Linked DNA regions of Mus musculus: region 1 is linked to region 2. Evidence: chromatin loops called from intact Hi-C (ENCODE). Cell type or tissue: heart. All regions are shown on one strand. Each heading gives the region's core, and the rest is flanking DNA. Links, peaks and the distances in the headings are about the cores only. Region 1 overlaps Arap2 (ArfGAP with RhoGAP domain, ankyrin repeat and PH domain 2). Region 2 holds the start of Arap2 (ArfGAP with RhoGAP domain, ankyrin repeat and PH domain 2).

The links. Peaks named below come from ENCODE experiments on the same cell type or tissue, not always from the same donor. Only the 100,000 strongest peaks of a DNase experiment are listed, where the experiment ranks them.
Region 1: a loop joins it to region 2, with 1.8 times the contacts of the local background. A loop is called at or near these places in 3 of 42 quality-filtered maps.

The regions. Positions count from the first base shown.
Region 1 is chr5:62,711,901-62,716,900 of GRCm38, forward strand. Arap2 (ArfGAP with RhoGAP domain, ankyrin repeat and PH domain 2) reads right to left here. Exons shown (of 33, transcript NM_178407.3): 7 at 2,833-2,902. Among named protein-coding and RNA genes, the nearest start is that of Arap2, 52 kb to the right of the region's middle. In heart, for the core only: no CTCF peak of the experiment used is centred there; no DNase peak of the experiment used is centred there.
Region 2 is chr5:62,760,753-62,771,096 of GRCm38, forward strand. It overlaps Arap2 (ArfGAP with RhoGAP domain, ankyrin repeat and PH domain 2), which reads right to left and starts at 5,425. Exons shown (of 33, transcript NM_178407.3): 1 at 5,142-5,425. In heart, for the core only: no CTCF peak of the experiment used is centred there; a DNase peak (open chromatin) is centred at 5,509; H3K4me3 peaks cover 1,962 bases; H3K27ac peaks cover 1,053 bases.

The sequences.
Region 1 (5,000 bases), core at 1-5,000, 52 kb before region 2:
ACATGATTATAAACGTTTAACAATAATTTTTGTTGCAGAAACGTCAGAAGTGACACTAGGCTCACTACAGTGCAAGTATGATGGGCTCTGAGATGATGGAGAGAAAATCCAGTCTGCTTGGACACATAGCAGAAATCCCTCCTTAAGTTGGAGTACCGAAAAACTGCACCAACACAATGACAAGACAAGAAAGCCCCCCCACTCCTAAATACACTTTCTCTGCACTCCAGTAAAACCAACAAGAAGACCAGACATTGTGGGACAGTAGCAGTTAGTTTCTCCCAGGTCACTCTGGTTATGAACCTAATCCTGAACCGCGAAGCCATTTTCTTCATAGGTTTTTGTTTCTGTCATTGCTTCTCACTACTTGGTTCTTTGTTCATTTTAATTTTTCTTCAAACAGAGAGTGTCTTAGTCAGGGTTTCTATTCCTGCACAAACTTCATGACCAAGAAGCAGTTGGGGAGGAAAGGGTTTATTCAGCTTACACTTCTACATTGCTGTTGATCACCAAAGGAAGTCAGGACTGGAGCTCAAGCAGGTCAGGAAGCAGGAGCCGATGCAGAGGCCATGGAGGGATGTTACTTACTGGCTTGCTTCCCCTGGCTTGCTCAGCCTGCTCTCTTATAGAACCAAGACTACCAGCCCAGAGATGGCACCACCCTGCTTGATCACTAATTGAGAAAATAACTTGCAGCTGGGTCTCGTTGAGGCATTTCCCCAACTGAAACTCCTTTCTCTGTGATAACTTGAGCCGGTGTCAATTTGACATAAAACTACCCAGTACAGAGAGTATACACTTACAGTTAAGTAGACAGGGAGGTGGGAAGGATCTTGGAAAAGTTGAAAAAGAGGCAAAAGACAAGAATCATATATTTTATGAAAAATACAATAAAAGAGAAAACCAATAACAAAAATGCTATCCTCGGGACTCAGGACACAGAATTCCCAGTGGTATCATGGACACATATGTGATATACCATGAAGGTAAGATATACAAACAAACTAGAAATAGCTGTCAAGCAAGTAATGATTACAAATATTCATCCCACCACTTTGCAAGCCAAGAGGATGTTGGTTTAAACCAATGTGTTACTCTATCTAGGTCACTGTATAAATGAATCCAACCTGAAGCCTTCTACAGTTCTCACGAGGGTTGCAAGAGTTTGTTACTGCCTGTGCTATTTTCTGTCTGTAAGTATATAAACTCTTTTGCCTTCCAGGAGTAGACACATCTCTTTTCAAACCAAAAACAAGCAAGCCACAAATATAATGCAGTATCAACTTCTGAGAATACAATGTTGAATTGGAATATATAAGTAAAAGAATATGGTTGTCTTAAAATTAAAACTTCAAATATAAAATATAATTAGGATGAAAAGTATCTCATTTTAATTAACTAAAGGATGGTATATTTATCAGTTTCACCTGTTCACTGAGGAAATTACCAAACATACGGCAAAAAGTTAGTACAATAATTACCTATGTAACTTCAAAATTTAACACTTGATAACACTATCGCTCAGTATCTGAGAGACATTCAGTCCAGAAACTCATCAGACACCAGGACCCACAAATGCTCAAGCCCTTAACTATGATATTGTACCTCCATATAACCTATACATATCCTAATGAATGCTTATTCACCTCCAGATTACTTATAATATCTTATATATGGTCATGCTATGTAAACAGTTGCTTTAATATCTAATTTAAAGAATAAGAAAAAAATAGATGTACGGGTTCAGTACAGGTGGGACTTTTACATATTTCTAATGGCTTCATCCACAATAACACACAAGCTAGGATTCAGAGGACTCATCATGCCACTGTATAAAATACAGAATTTATTATATTTAATTAGACATGAATACAAACACATGTATATATTGGCAAATAAAATGTATACACAGGCAATACTATTTTTTACTGCTTTCAGTTATAATAACACAATCCCGACAAATATTTCAGCCTATATCTCCTAAAAAGAAGGACATTTTCAAAGCTTAAGAAGACATTCCCAGAACTCTGCCCAACTCAGCTACTCTCACCAACATGCAGGACGTTCAGTAGGCTCTAACCACACAGCATCATCTCCCCCATCTCCCTTGCACAAAGCTCATTCCCAACACAACCAGAAAACACTATATGTTTTGTAGCAAATGGCCAAAACTTTCTCATGTAAGCTTCTTTCATATTCTTTCTATAAATAATTATTATTCTCCAACATTTCTTCATGTACAAACCTCTTTTCTTCCAAACTCATAGCAATAGAATTCCATTCAAACCCTTCTCACTCCCAGAGGATGAGGCAAACCCCTACTTGCTTTTCAATTTTCTATTTATGGTGTGGTTTGTATACATCTTGGTGCTCTGAGGGATGAAGGAAACTTTGTATTCATCTTTACATAGCTCACAACCTTTCCTATAATTTGTAGAAGATGCTCTAAAAATAACTATTAGATGTATACACTTGCTGGGCAGTGGTGGCCTTTAATCCCAGCACTTGGGAGGTAGAGGCAGGTGGATTTCTGAGTTTGAGGCCAGCCTGGTCTAGAAAGTGAGTTCTAGGACAGCCAAGGTTATTCAGAAAAACCCTGTCTCGAAAAACCAAAAAAAAAAAAATTAAAAATTTTAAAAAAAAAGATGTATACACTAAAAATAAAAATTAGCCATACATTCTATGAAATTAAATCATGGAGAGTGATTACGTCATATTCCCTTGCTTTTCATGTTGATAATATATTATTTTCTACTCTTAAAAGTGTTCAACTATTCCCTTGTTTTCCGCACACTTAGTGTATGTAAAATAATCTTTGATGCCAGTACTTACTCTGTCATTATTGTAGTAAGAAATGCTAAGGCCATCAAATTTCACCCATCTCTTCTGAAACATGCGTTTTCTGTAAAATACATGAAAAGCATTATTTTACATTCCATGACACGAATTCAAATGTGTCTGTAATGTCCCTATGTTGAGTACATTTCATTGTTCTCTTAGACAATAGAGGTAACAAGAGGCTGTAACAACTTTCAGGTCTACATTTCTCATTATTGCACTGTGAGACTGTGTATAGTAGCACATTCTGGTTAGATAATGTAGGTATCTGCAAAATAATATAATGTCGACGTTGCCTTCACATGCAGCTGTGAGGGTCCCTGCACAACAAAACGAGGGCACCCCCTCCACCACTGAACCCATGGTCCACCAAGAAGATAATCCTTCAAGGGGCGCATGACATGATGCTCTCATCCCTCATTAAGCTCCGGCTCAGATCTTATTTTACTTTGATCATTGGTGAGTGAACGCTATGTTGCTAAGCTAATGTGGTCTTGTTAATTGAATTTATACATATCAATAATGTATTTCAAGTTAAAGATGTTGAAAAATCCTTGTCAAACTACAGAGTATTTATAATCTCTTTAAACAGCATACTGTTGAAATAGGATCATATAAAAGGCAAATGCAGTTTAAAATTCTGACACCAAATAAAATCAAGGGAAAAATAAGATAATCCCATTTTGATATTTAGACTTTTAAAAAGATCGTTTTGCTGAGTTTACAGTGGACTGCTGAAGGGGCTTTTGTGCACACATGTGGTTTCCGTTTTGTTTAAGTTTCTTCCCCAACTCCTCCCAACAAACATGCATTCAACAGTCCCTAGTCTGAGAACTGTCTTCTCTATATACAGTCAGCCTGGGCTGATGCCACCACGATAACCTCTGCTTTTAATAGATACCAAACACTAACTTCCTATTGAAAAAAGTAAAACCAGTCACCACTAAGCATTTCTCTCTCCCTCTCTCTTGCAGTTTTAAAACACATTTAAAGACTTAGTATCATTTCCTGTGGCTTTCGTGACAGTTAAAGATAGAAAAAGAATGTTCTGGCCCTGGGGGAGTTTTTTCTCACTGCTTTCCAGCCAAAGGTCTATTACTTGTGTAAAATACAGAAAGATTCCCACACTAATCATTAACAAACATATGCATCCGTAGAGCCAACCAGCTCTAATGACAAAACAGGGAAAGAAATGAAGTTCCCTAGCACATACAACAATTTCATATACAAATATTAAATTAATGATAAAGAACACTCTGGGCCCTAACCTCATCTAACCACACTAGTCAACAGCCTCCTTCCATCTGATCCCCCTCATCGGCTCCTTCCTCACCTCTCTTGGCTTCTCCTATCTCTTCTCCCAGCAATGCTTTCCATAGTCAGAGCTGACTTTTCACTTCCAACAATCCAAGGACTCCCACATCCCCAGCACTGGCAGGTTGAAGGAAAGGCACTCTTCAGTATGCACACACTCCTTGTTAGTTATATACTGTATGCACCTATCCACTCTCCACCTAGTGTCTTCTTCTCTCTCTCCAGTTCTTCCAAGGCAAACAAATGTGCTTCTTCCTCCAGGGTCCCAACAGCAACTAGGGAAAGCCAGAGGTCTGTGCAGAGCCACACCTCACTTCCATTGAAACTGAACCTAAGAGCTTAATAAAACATGTAATTTTCAACTTTAAGATATAAAATAAGATCAATATCTAGGGGTAGAATAGAGACCTTAAATCCATTCCTAACCTCCCCTTTCTTCCCTTACTAACTTTAAGTATTATCCCTAAGACACCTACAGACAAATTCCTTCCCTGACAAACTAGTACATATCCAACCAGAGTTTTCCTGGAAAAGTGCCTCTAGTTTCCCTGTAGCCGTTAATGCAATCTCTTTATATATTTGTTGACTTTCTTAATGCCAACATCCCACAATGCACCTTACTCTTTTACAGGGACAAAGTCCAGAAATGATTCATATTCTATTTATGATCAACTATGAACACTAAGACCCAAATAGGTTCTCATTCTCTCGCTCCCTCTACCCCCGACACCATGCCCAAAAGGATGAATGAACAAGTAATATGACTAAGCTTAGTCCTTTTAAAACCTAACAGAAAGACAAGAAAGAAAAAGAAAACATCCAACCGGGCTCATATCCAATCTTGTTCT
Region 2 (10,344 bases), core at 3,005-8,004:
AGTAACGTCACCTTCTTAAAAGAGGACCGTAAATTATTTTTCTAATAAGCCCACAAACCACTTAACACAGCAGCAAGCTAAGCAGAGCTTTATTAAACTAGTGAGACAGATACATAATTAGTGTTTGGAGACTGGAAGACTTTAGACCTGGGACACAGACCACAATGATTACCAAAGCTGCCAGCTCTGCTGCACACAACCTTTGTGGCCTTCCAGGATGCCTTTCCCTCCCCAGCCTCAGCACTGTCACCAGAGGGAAGATAATCATGCACTCATGCACGCAATTCCTGGTTCTTTGGAGGGTGAGATGATTAAACAGTCACAGCCCTTTGAGGGGTTTCTGGCAAAGAGCAAATATTCAGCCATTAGCTGCTAGATGCAAAATAAGTGAAACTTGATCTTAAAATAGCCGAATCCTAAGCAAAATCATTTGGCTTTGGGGCGGAAGGGAAAAGATTATTCTGAGACATTTTTTACTTATTGTGCAATCAGAAAAAAAAAAAGCACAACTCTGCAATCTAGAGTTCAGTGTGCCTGTCAATGCCAGGATAGCAACTCCTTTTCTTGGTATGAGGAGTGACTATAGAGTGTCATGTCCAGTGCCTGTATTTGTGTGTTTTAGATAATAGCATAAGAGTTCAGTGCCTGATAATCCCCTTGACCACAGCACGTCTCTCAAAGTTCCCGTTTACACTTGGAGTTAATTAGCTGAGGTTTGAAAATTCTTTCAAAGGACCCTGATATAGCTGTCTCTTGTGAGACTATGCCATGCCGGGGCCTAGCAAACACAGAAGTGGATGCTCACAGTCAGCTATTGGATGGGTCACATGGCCCCCAATGGAGGTGCTAAAGAAAGTACCCAAGGAGCTAAAGGGAACTGCAACCCTATAGGTGGAACAACAATATAAACTAACCAGTACCCAGGAGCTCTTGTCTCTAGCTGCATATGTATCAAAAGATGGCCTAGTCGGCCATCATTGGAAAGAGAGGCCCTTTGGACTTGCAAACTTTATATGCCCCAGTACAGGAGAACGCCAAGGCCAAAAGGGGGGGGGGGGGGGTGAGTGGGTGGGTGGTGGATTGGGGGGGTGGGTATGGGGGACTTTTGGGATAGCATTGAAAATGTAAACGAGGAAAATACCTAATTAAAAAAAAAGAAAATTCTTTCAAATTCTAATGGAGAGATCTGCCAAGTAAAGCCATAATTTGAGAGCAACCAAAGAAAGATGTTATGGTGGACACAACTCTAGGCTCTTTGGAGGGTGAGATGACTAGATATTCACAGGCCCTTTGAAGGGTTTCCACAAGGAATGTCAAACTGAAACTTGCACCACTGTGTTCAATGCCGACCCATGTGCTTCAATACCTGCATCTCTTCTGTTAGGAACGGGCCCTTTTCTAGCCCTAACTATAGTCTATAGCATATCTGTAGCTGAGCCCAATCCTTTCAAAATCTTGCACTGAGACGCAAACAGGCATACGCTCTTCTTTTCTCTGTTCCATTTTGTGATATAGTGAGCACAGCTTTAACATCCAATTAATCCAGACAAAAACTGAAATACTACTACAGTGCAGGACAAAGAACTTGACATGTAGAGTTATGACAGACACACTTGTGTGTGTGTGTGTGTGTGCATTACATCTCAACGTTGCAGTACAAATATCTATTCACCATGTCTCTGAATTTAAGAGCCACATTTTTAGACCAACAACCAGATGTTTCAAAATAGCCTACTGTGAATGTTTCCTCTCTGCATTTATAAATAGCACCCTGACCTCTTTTCCAACTGAATTCAAGAGCTTCCTCTTGATTCTGTGATTCTTAAAGTCTCTTGTTCTTACGGGAAGACAAGTACTTCAACTGTCTCTGAAGTTATATGTCTCTTTGTTTACATCCTTCAATAAATATTTAGGGGACACTGCTCTCTCCAAGATAATAGCGGGAAACATTTTCAGTTCAAGATAACAGTACTTCTTATCTCACTTGAGAACAGCATCGAGGGCTACAAAGTAAAGGGTCAGTGTCCTCCCTCCAGTAGGTTAAAAAAAGAGCAGGCTTAGGCCTGACAATAAGCAAAGGCACTGGTGTGGGTATAAACAACCAGCCCTGAGACAAACAGCCCAGTCCAAGCAAGGAAGGGCTTGGGAGACAGGACAACATTCTCAGAAGAACAGAAAGTATGCAAAATAGCACTTACTCTGAAACAACATGAAGACTCAGCTTTGTGCCCTTAATAGTTACAGGGTTTGCAGTGTAATGCTTTATTTCAATCACACACATGTGACACCATCCTTTAGAAGTGATCAGGGACTCTAGAAGTCTCCCATCAACTTAAGTAATACAACTAAGGACTGCAGCAAGTCAGGTCTTTCCAAGGGCTGAGGTCAGAGGAAGGGAGCTACTCAACAGGGTTTCAAGAAGAAAGGCCACAGGTGGAGACACCAACACCTGAAAGGAGATCAAAGGCCATGAAGGAGGCACAGGGAGAGCAGATAAATATCAGGCCACAGAGAGAAGGCGGAGCAGGTGGGAGGGATCCAGAGGTCAACAAGTCCTGATGTCAGAATGGCAGCTGAAGTCAGCTGAAGACCTGGAAAGTGAAGAGTCCACACTTCTTGTGAATGAAGTGAAACTCTCTCCACAGTCCTGACCATCTCTACCCCCAGTCTTCCAAGTCATCTGTTAACCAGGGAAATGATCAGTTTTCCTTGCTGTTGGACAGACCAAGCCTTTCTCTCTGCATGCTCGGCCACACAGCATAACCTGTGGTGTTTTACTGTTTGTTTTCTGTTTTGGTTTTTTTTTTTTTTTTTTTTGAGAACCTTCAGGAATGATGAGCCATTTCTTCCCGCAACGATCCACCCCTAGATACACATAAAAGTCAGAAAATAATTCTCTCTACCTCACAGAAATAGCTTTCAACAAAATCCCCACCTCATCCATAGCAGAACACATTTGTTCTCACTTGAGCATCAGTAGAGAAGTCTGCTTATGCTGAGTAAAAACTTGAAGAAAATTTCTACGCAGAATAATTAAAAGAGAATACCACTGCTATTCCAATCAAGGGAAAAAATGTGAGCCAAATGACCTTCCTAATATTATATATTCAATTCGGGTGACATATTTTACATATGTTAATGCATTGTTTCTATGTGTGTACATGTGTATGTGCATGTATGGGAGTGACACAGCATTTGCATGGAGGTCAGAGGTCAACTTGCTAGAGTCAGTTGTCTCTTCCCACCATGAGGCTCTGGGTCTTGGGGATCAAACTCACGTCATTAGGCTTGGTAGAAATATAGCCATATATCCACACTGTGACCAATGTTTTTAAAATGTAAAATAGTAAACTCTAATGTAGAAATGACTTAAGGAGGCATCCACTATGTTTGTATTCAATGTGTTTGGGTAAAAGTTAACACATATTTCCAGGACCAATAAGAAGACATCGCCTGATTAGCCTTTTACAAAGAATCAGAAACACTCCACAACTTAGCATGTGCAAAAGACCAGTAAGTGGCTCCAAAACAGAAGACTGAAGAGAGGGTGGAGCACATGACAACAGAAACTATTAAAGCTGCGGCTGTCGTTCATACTTTGAATTTTATGGTCAAGTTCACCACACGGAGTTCTTCAGCTGCAAGTTAATGTGTTAGGAAGTAACAAAACAGAAAGCAAAGTCTCCTTCTAGGACCTGGAGAATCCTCAGAAGCAAGTTTTTAAAACTTCAGTTTCCAAACGCTAATGTGAGACACAAAAACTGTAATCCAGTAGAACTTGAGTTCTATTTAACCATGGTAACTAAAAGTACTTCAATCTGAAAAGCATTCATTGAGTGCCCATGAGCCTCACAACTGGGAACCTGAGATGTCAGGAAAACAAGAATTTGTTTCTAAGCGGACCCTCAGCTACTCTTTTCACAAGCAACTCCCCCCTCAAAAAAAAAAAAAAAAAAAAAAAACTGCATGTGACAGGCCGAGGAGTGGAAGGAAAGAATACAAAACAGCAGACACATATAAATTAGCTTTAACAAGCTTTTTGACTTACTATCTAGGTACATTTTTTAAAAAAAAAAATGGCTGCGACACATCAAGTCTATATAAAACCCTCTTAGTGTGAAGACCCACCTTAAATATGTGTTCAATCTCTCCTTGGACAGGAGCCAGGGGATATTTCCATTTTAGGATATAGCCTACTTGCACGACCCACTTTTATTTTCTCTCTATTAAACATTGTTAAACAGTGGAATACCAAGTGCCTTTGCCTTCCATATTTCTCTTGTAAGTGTATAAAAGTCATGAATAAAAATCTTGTCGTTATTCCTTGCCTTTAAAAAAGTTACCTCATCCATAGCCACCTTCCACTTACAGGCAATGCTCCATACACTTCTGGTGCACAAAGCTTAAGTGAAGAGAATCGATACTGGGCTTGTAAGTACAAAGCTATTATTGGGAATAACAATGACATCCGATTAAATGTACTTTTAAAAATAGCGTATTCCAATACTTAAAAAAAAAAATAAACTTATGTGCTACTAAGTGTCCTATACTTCAAGGACAAACTTGGTATCTCTCATCTAACTTACAAGAGCCTGAGACAGTTTTCCACACAGCGTATCTTATCACTTCTTGTATTTTTTTCTAAATATCAAAGGCTATTGTTCACAATATAATTTCACAAACCTTCCAAGTCAAAGAAACTCCAGATCGCCACCAAGAAAACCAAGACTAAAGAAAACATCAGAATGAAGTAAAATAAAAACTTACTTCAATTAATAGATGGACACCAATTCTCCCATGAGAACTGCTTCCCACACTAAAGGTGAAAGAGCTGCCTGGTAACCGCACTCCAGAGAGGTCCCCTGGTACAGTGCTAGGTTCAAGCAGGTGGAGGCCGAATGATTGTAATTAAAGTTAATTAACAGGGCTGCCCTTAAGTGTGTAACCAGAAGGGTGTGGGGGGTGCAGGGGGGAGCACAGAGCCCCAAGTCATTACCTCCACCGAGAAAAGAACTCAGCGCCTGGAACTTGCCCAGGCAGTTTTTGGTCGGGGGCAGAGGGGGATGAGACAGTCTGATTGACTGGACTGTCAATCGTGCGGGTCAAATCCCAGAAGCAAGCGCAGCTTTCTAATCACTTACCGCCTTTGGTTTCTCTTCCGACGCCCACTCGCGGGACGCGCAATCCGAGCGACACAATCCAGAGCCGCCCGAGCACTCCACGCGTCCCGAAGCGCTGCGTTCTCGCACCCGGGACCGGACCGCGGCCAGCGCACCCCGGGGACTCGCCTCGCTCGCGCGCGGCCCGCGAGCCCCGGCAGCGCAGCGCCGGCTCGTCCCCGTGGGGCGCTGTCCCCGGCGGCGAGCGGGCGGACCCCGCGCCGCACCTGGAGGCGGGAGCGCGGCTGGGCTCCGCGGGCGAGCGCGCAGCCCCGGAAGCCGCGCCTGCCCGGGCCGCCCAGGTGCTCGGCGCCGCGCCCGGCTGCTTCCTCCCGAGCCCCGGGGGCGGGGATCCGCGGCCGGCGGGGGCGGCCCGAGCTCAACGGCGGGGGCGGCGGGGCAGGCCGTCCCGGTTCGGCAGCATTGTTGCGCAGCTGAGTCAGCCCGCCTGCCGCTCGGCCGCGCCTGCCGCCCAGGCCACCTGGAGCGCGTCTGCCCAGTGGCGACCCTGGAAGGGCGCGTCCCCCCGGGGCGGGGGATTGGCCCTGCCACCCTCCCGCTGAGACCCTCGCTGGGTTACAGATACACGTTGCTGGGACTGTGTGCGCTGACCTGGGCGGGTGGCCAGTGGGGTGGATCCTGCCGCCTCTGAATGCAGAAGCGCTACACTACCCAGAACTTTCCCTGTAGCCTCAGTGTTTCCCAAACTTCACACACATCTAGGACACCCTTTTGCCTAGGTTCCAGGAATAAGTATATCCACCAAACCCAAAGTCGGATTCTCCCCAGTCACCGCTACGACCAAATTCTAAGATCCCTTTTTTTAGATGAATCTCAGGAGGAGGAGCATAACACCCAATGGCCTGAGGAACACTTATCTCTGGGAAACTAGGTCTCAAACCTGGGGGTTGTTTGAGTCTGGAAGGCCTTTCTGTCTTTGAATCAGTCCTTAAATGATCTTGGTGATACAATGAGAAAAACAAAAAGAGAGAGAGAGAGAGAATCCCAGAAACCTACCTGAGAACAAGCAGGATCCTTGCTGACCTGCTTCATACTCCTGTTTTGAGTTTGTTGTTTGTTTTTAATAGATTACCTACCTGAGTTTCTCCCTCAAAACATGAAAGTACTTACTTATCTTCCTGCTGTATCTGTTGACGAAAGTGAAGCAATTACAGTGATGCGGACCTTATTATGAAAATAAGCTAATGGGTGAAGCTCACAGGGTGAGAGGCTTCCCAGGAGCTCAGGCCTTCACGAGTCCACATCACCAACTGCCATCCAAAACCACCATCTTTCCGGGGGTAAAGAGGGGCTTGAGCTGCAGCATCCTTTACACAGAAGGTTTCACAAGAAGGCCCTGGGCAAATTGCCTTCATTTTCTCCCAAAAGACTTGCAGAATTCTTTTTGTCTGTGTTATTTTTCTTTTGTTTAATCTTTGTTTCTTTCTTTTTATTTCTTTATTTTTAATTTATTAATTTATTTTGCTTTTAGTTTTACTTTCCACGCCATTTATTACAAATTTTCTGTGAGTTGCTCTTTCCCGGACTCATCTTCCCCCTTTGCTCCCGGTTTCTTTTTCTTTCTCTCCTAACAGCGCTCATATATTCCCACCACCACCTCCACACCCCCAATCTTCATTAGCCTTCTTAAATCCTTCTCGGAACAAGTCAGGCCATCAAATATACAAGTATTCTTACATCAGTTATGGTGTCTCGCGGGGGGGGGGGGGGGGGGGGGCAACCTTTAACATGTTACTTTTCACAGTTGCTTTTATAAGATAGTTTGGACGTGTGTCCTTAGACCATCTTAGTTCCTTAATCATGCCGTTCAGTTATCCGAGATTTTCAATTTTTTTTTTAATGTTGGATAATTTGAGCATGCAACTCTGAAGATACACGGTAAACAACTACAAAACAATCTCTAGATGCCATCTCTCCCAGGGGACAGACTATGGTGCTGCCGGGTAGACGTGTGATTTAATAGCCATTGTAGTAGGCAAAATGCCTCTCCACTACAGACTGCATACACCACTCCTGAGTGCTAAGTTGGTCTGCTGAATCTTCATATGCGGGTTTGGAGGGGTGGGGTGAGGAGATAGCTCGGGAAAGATGGTAAAAGCTACCTTTTATTAATTGCTTGTTAATCACCAGTCTCTAGCCAAACAACTGATACATATTTTATAGGTATGCCACAACTCTGAGCTGAAATAATTCTTCCAGTTTTATAAATGCGGGTTTAATTGAAGATGAAAGAGGCTCAGTAGTGAAGAGCAGATAAATTGAGCACATCTAAGCTGTATTAGTACAGCATAAATTATTTAAGTGACGCATTAAGAGGACAAAGTGGACAAAGAAATTGACTTTCTATAAGAATTAAGATATGGAGATACGTCCTCTGCCAGGCTTCTGGAGTGGCAATCTGTACTCACTATTTTCCCATCAAGGCTGGAATTACTCCAAGGTGACCTGCCCCTACCCCTAGTTCCTAGATTTTTAGATAGCAGAGCAAATGGAACAACTTAACCGGCTCTTCTGCCTTTGTTGCTCTCATCCCTATGTACCCATAATGCACTGGCATGAAAGAGGTGATGCATAGAAACCCCCTCCATCCCAGCTCTCTTCTCTCTTTCTCGGTCTCTCCTGTTTTTCTAACGCCATCACAGTACCAACATCCACTGACTACTTACAGGACAGCTGCTGCTCCAAGCAATTCACATGTAGGAGCTCATGGTGAGACAACCAGCAGCTCTTTGAAAAGAGAATCGATAGCAGTGTTCTCCACAGATAAGAAACCTAAAGAAAACGGGATGGGAGTGACTTACACCATCATGTAGGAGCATAAGGACAGATAGCTCCAAGCCAGTCTTCTCCAGGGATTGTCTCTGGTGACCACCACCCTGATGCTGAGCCTGAAAAGGCCACATTCAAAATGGAGCTCAACATGCTCCGTGGGCTGAGACGGTTTGAGCACACTCATTTGAGTACATATATTGACATTTGGCCCTGGTTTCTCCATCTGTAAAAATAATGTTCGCAGCAGCAGTGTGATTTTGCATGTAAGGCACCTAGGAATTAGCAACTCCTCAGAGCACTTATTTCTATCGCTTTTTTTTTCTGCCCATGATTCTCAAAGAACTAAGTTCATGTTTCACTTTCTTCTCAATGCTTTGAAAATATCTGGTAGCCAGAATTGCTTACACATAAAACCTAATCACTCATTTTATAGAAAATACCCAATATTATTTTGCCAGATGGAAAATGTAGTGTTGGAAATGTAACTTAGTAAAATACACAGACACACACACAGACACACACACACATATATATGTATATATAATGTAAAGTTGTGGGTGCAGCAGGCAAATATTTCACAATGTTTAATGCATAGGTGTAAATAAGCATAATAATATATTAATTTACGAATATTGCACTTTTGACTCACATTTTATGAATTGATATTATTGAACATGCAATTTGACATGAAAATTGAACCAGAGAACTAAATATAAATCTTCTTGTGTTCTCACCTCTTCCATAACCACATCCCTTGGTGTGCCGCTATTATAAACTGGTATAGAGTTCAATTATGTACACTGAATCTATTTGTTCATTTTATCTAACTCAACTTTTATATCTTTTGATTAGCATCTCACCAACTTTTCTTATCTCCTAACCTCTCTGATAGCCATGGTTCTTCAATACACTTCTGCGAGTCTCTCTCTCTCTCTCTCTCTCTCTCTCTCTCTCTCTCTCTTTCTCTCTCTCCTTCCTCCCTCCCTCTCTCCCTCCCTCCCTCCCTCCCTCCCTCCCTCCCTCCCTCCCTCTCTCCCTCTGCTTCAGAATGGGGTCTCTGCTGGTTGAGGACTTTATTTGTATGCCTGTCTGTGTGTTTGTTCCATTTGACACAAGCTGAAGTCATCCGGGGGAAAAGGCCAATCCTCTGCTTGTCCCATGGGCAGGCCTGTGGCACGTTTTCTTTATAGACTGATGTGGGAAGCCCAGCCTGCTTTAGGAGGTGCCATGCTGGCACATGATCCTGGATTATATAAGAAAGCAAATGGAGCACACTGTGGGAAACATGCCAGCAAGCAGGGTCTCTGCTTTAACTCCTGCCTCAGCTTCCCTCAATGCCTGACTCTGGTCAGATGGTGTAAGACAAACCCTTTCTTTCTCAACTTGCTTTTGTTCACAAGTGATTCAGACTCAGCAGGCACTCCATTCTCAGTAGTTATATATGGAATCTTTAAATTCCATGTAGAAGAATGTTGATGCAGTATTGCTCTTCTGCACATAGATTGTTTCATTCCATACCTTCTAGCAGTTCAGGGCCACTCTGAAAAATACACTAAAATACTAACAGTTCTTATCTGTTTTTTTACTACTGTGATTAAGACTATGACCCAAGTTTCCACCCGCCAACACTGGCCTTCTAGTTGCTGTCAACGTATGAGTCTGTGTGGGACATTTCAGATACAAACTATAGCAACTTCTGTCTGCATCCTAACTATAACTGACTGATGATATTTTGGCTATACTTGCCCCCTTGAGCCTTGGAAGTGATCAGGTTAATTGACTGAGGGAAAAACAAATTATATTTCTGGTTTTTGAACCATGTATTTTGATATATTTGCATTTTTAGCCCTCTCAGTTGTGCTGAGGATAAGGTTCTGCCATTATCACCTTTTTAATACTTGTAGAAACTGAAAGTTACCTCAGCTAAAAATGTACAGCCTCCAAACAAGGAAGATGGGATTGAAAAGCCTGTGATATGGTGTGGTAATTTAAATATGCTTGGCCCAGGGAGTGGCACTATTAGCAGGTATGGCCTTGTTGGAGTAGGCATGGCCTTGTTGAAGGAAGGAGTCACTGTGAGAGTGGGCAATGAGACCTTCCTCCTAACCTTGTGACAGTCAGACTTCTAGTGACCTTCAGATGAAAATGTAGAACTCTCAGCTCCTCCTGCACCATGTCTACCTAAATGTTGCCATGCTCCTGTTGTGATGGTATTAGATTGAATCTCTGAAGCTGTAAGCCAGTCACAATTAAAAGTTGTCTTTATAAGAGTTGCCTTGGTCATGGTGTCTGTTCAGAGCAGTAAAACCCTAACAAAAACATTTGGGTTCAAAGCCTATACCTTGTACACTATTCTGTTTTGCTATAAAAAGTTCTTTAAAAGTATTCAGCC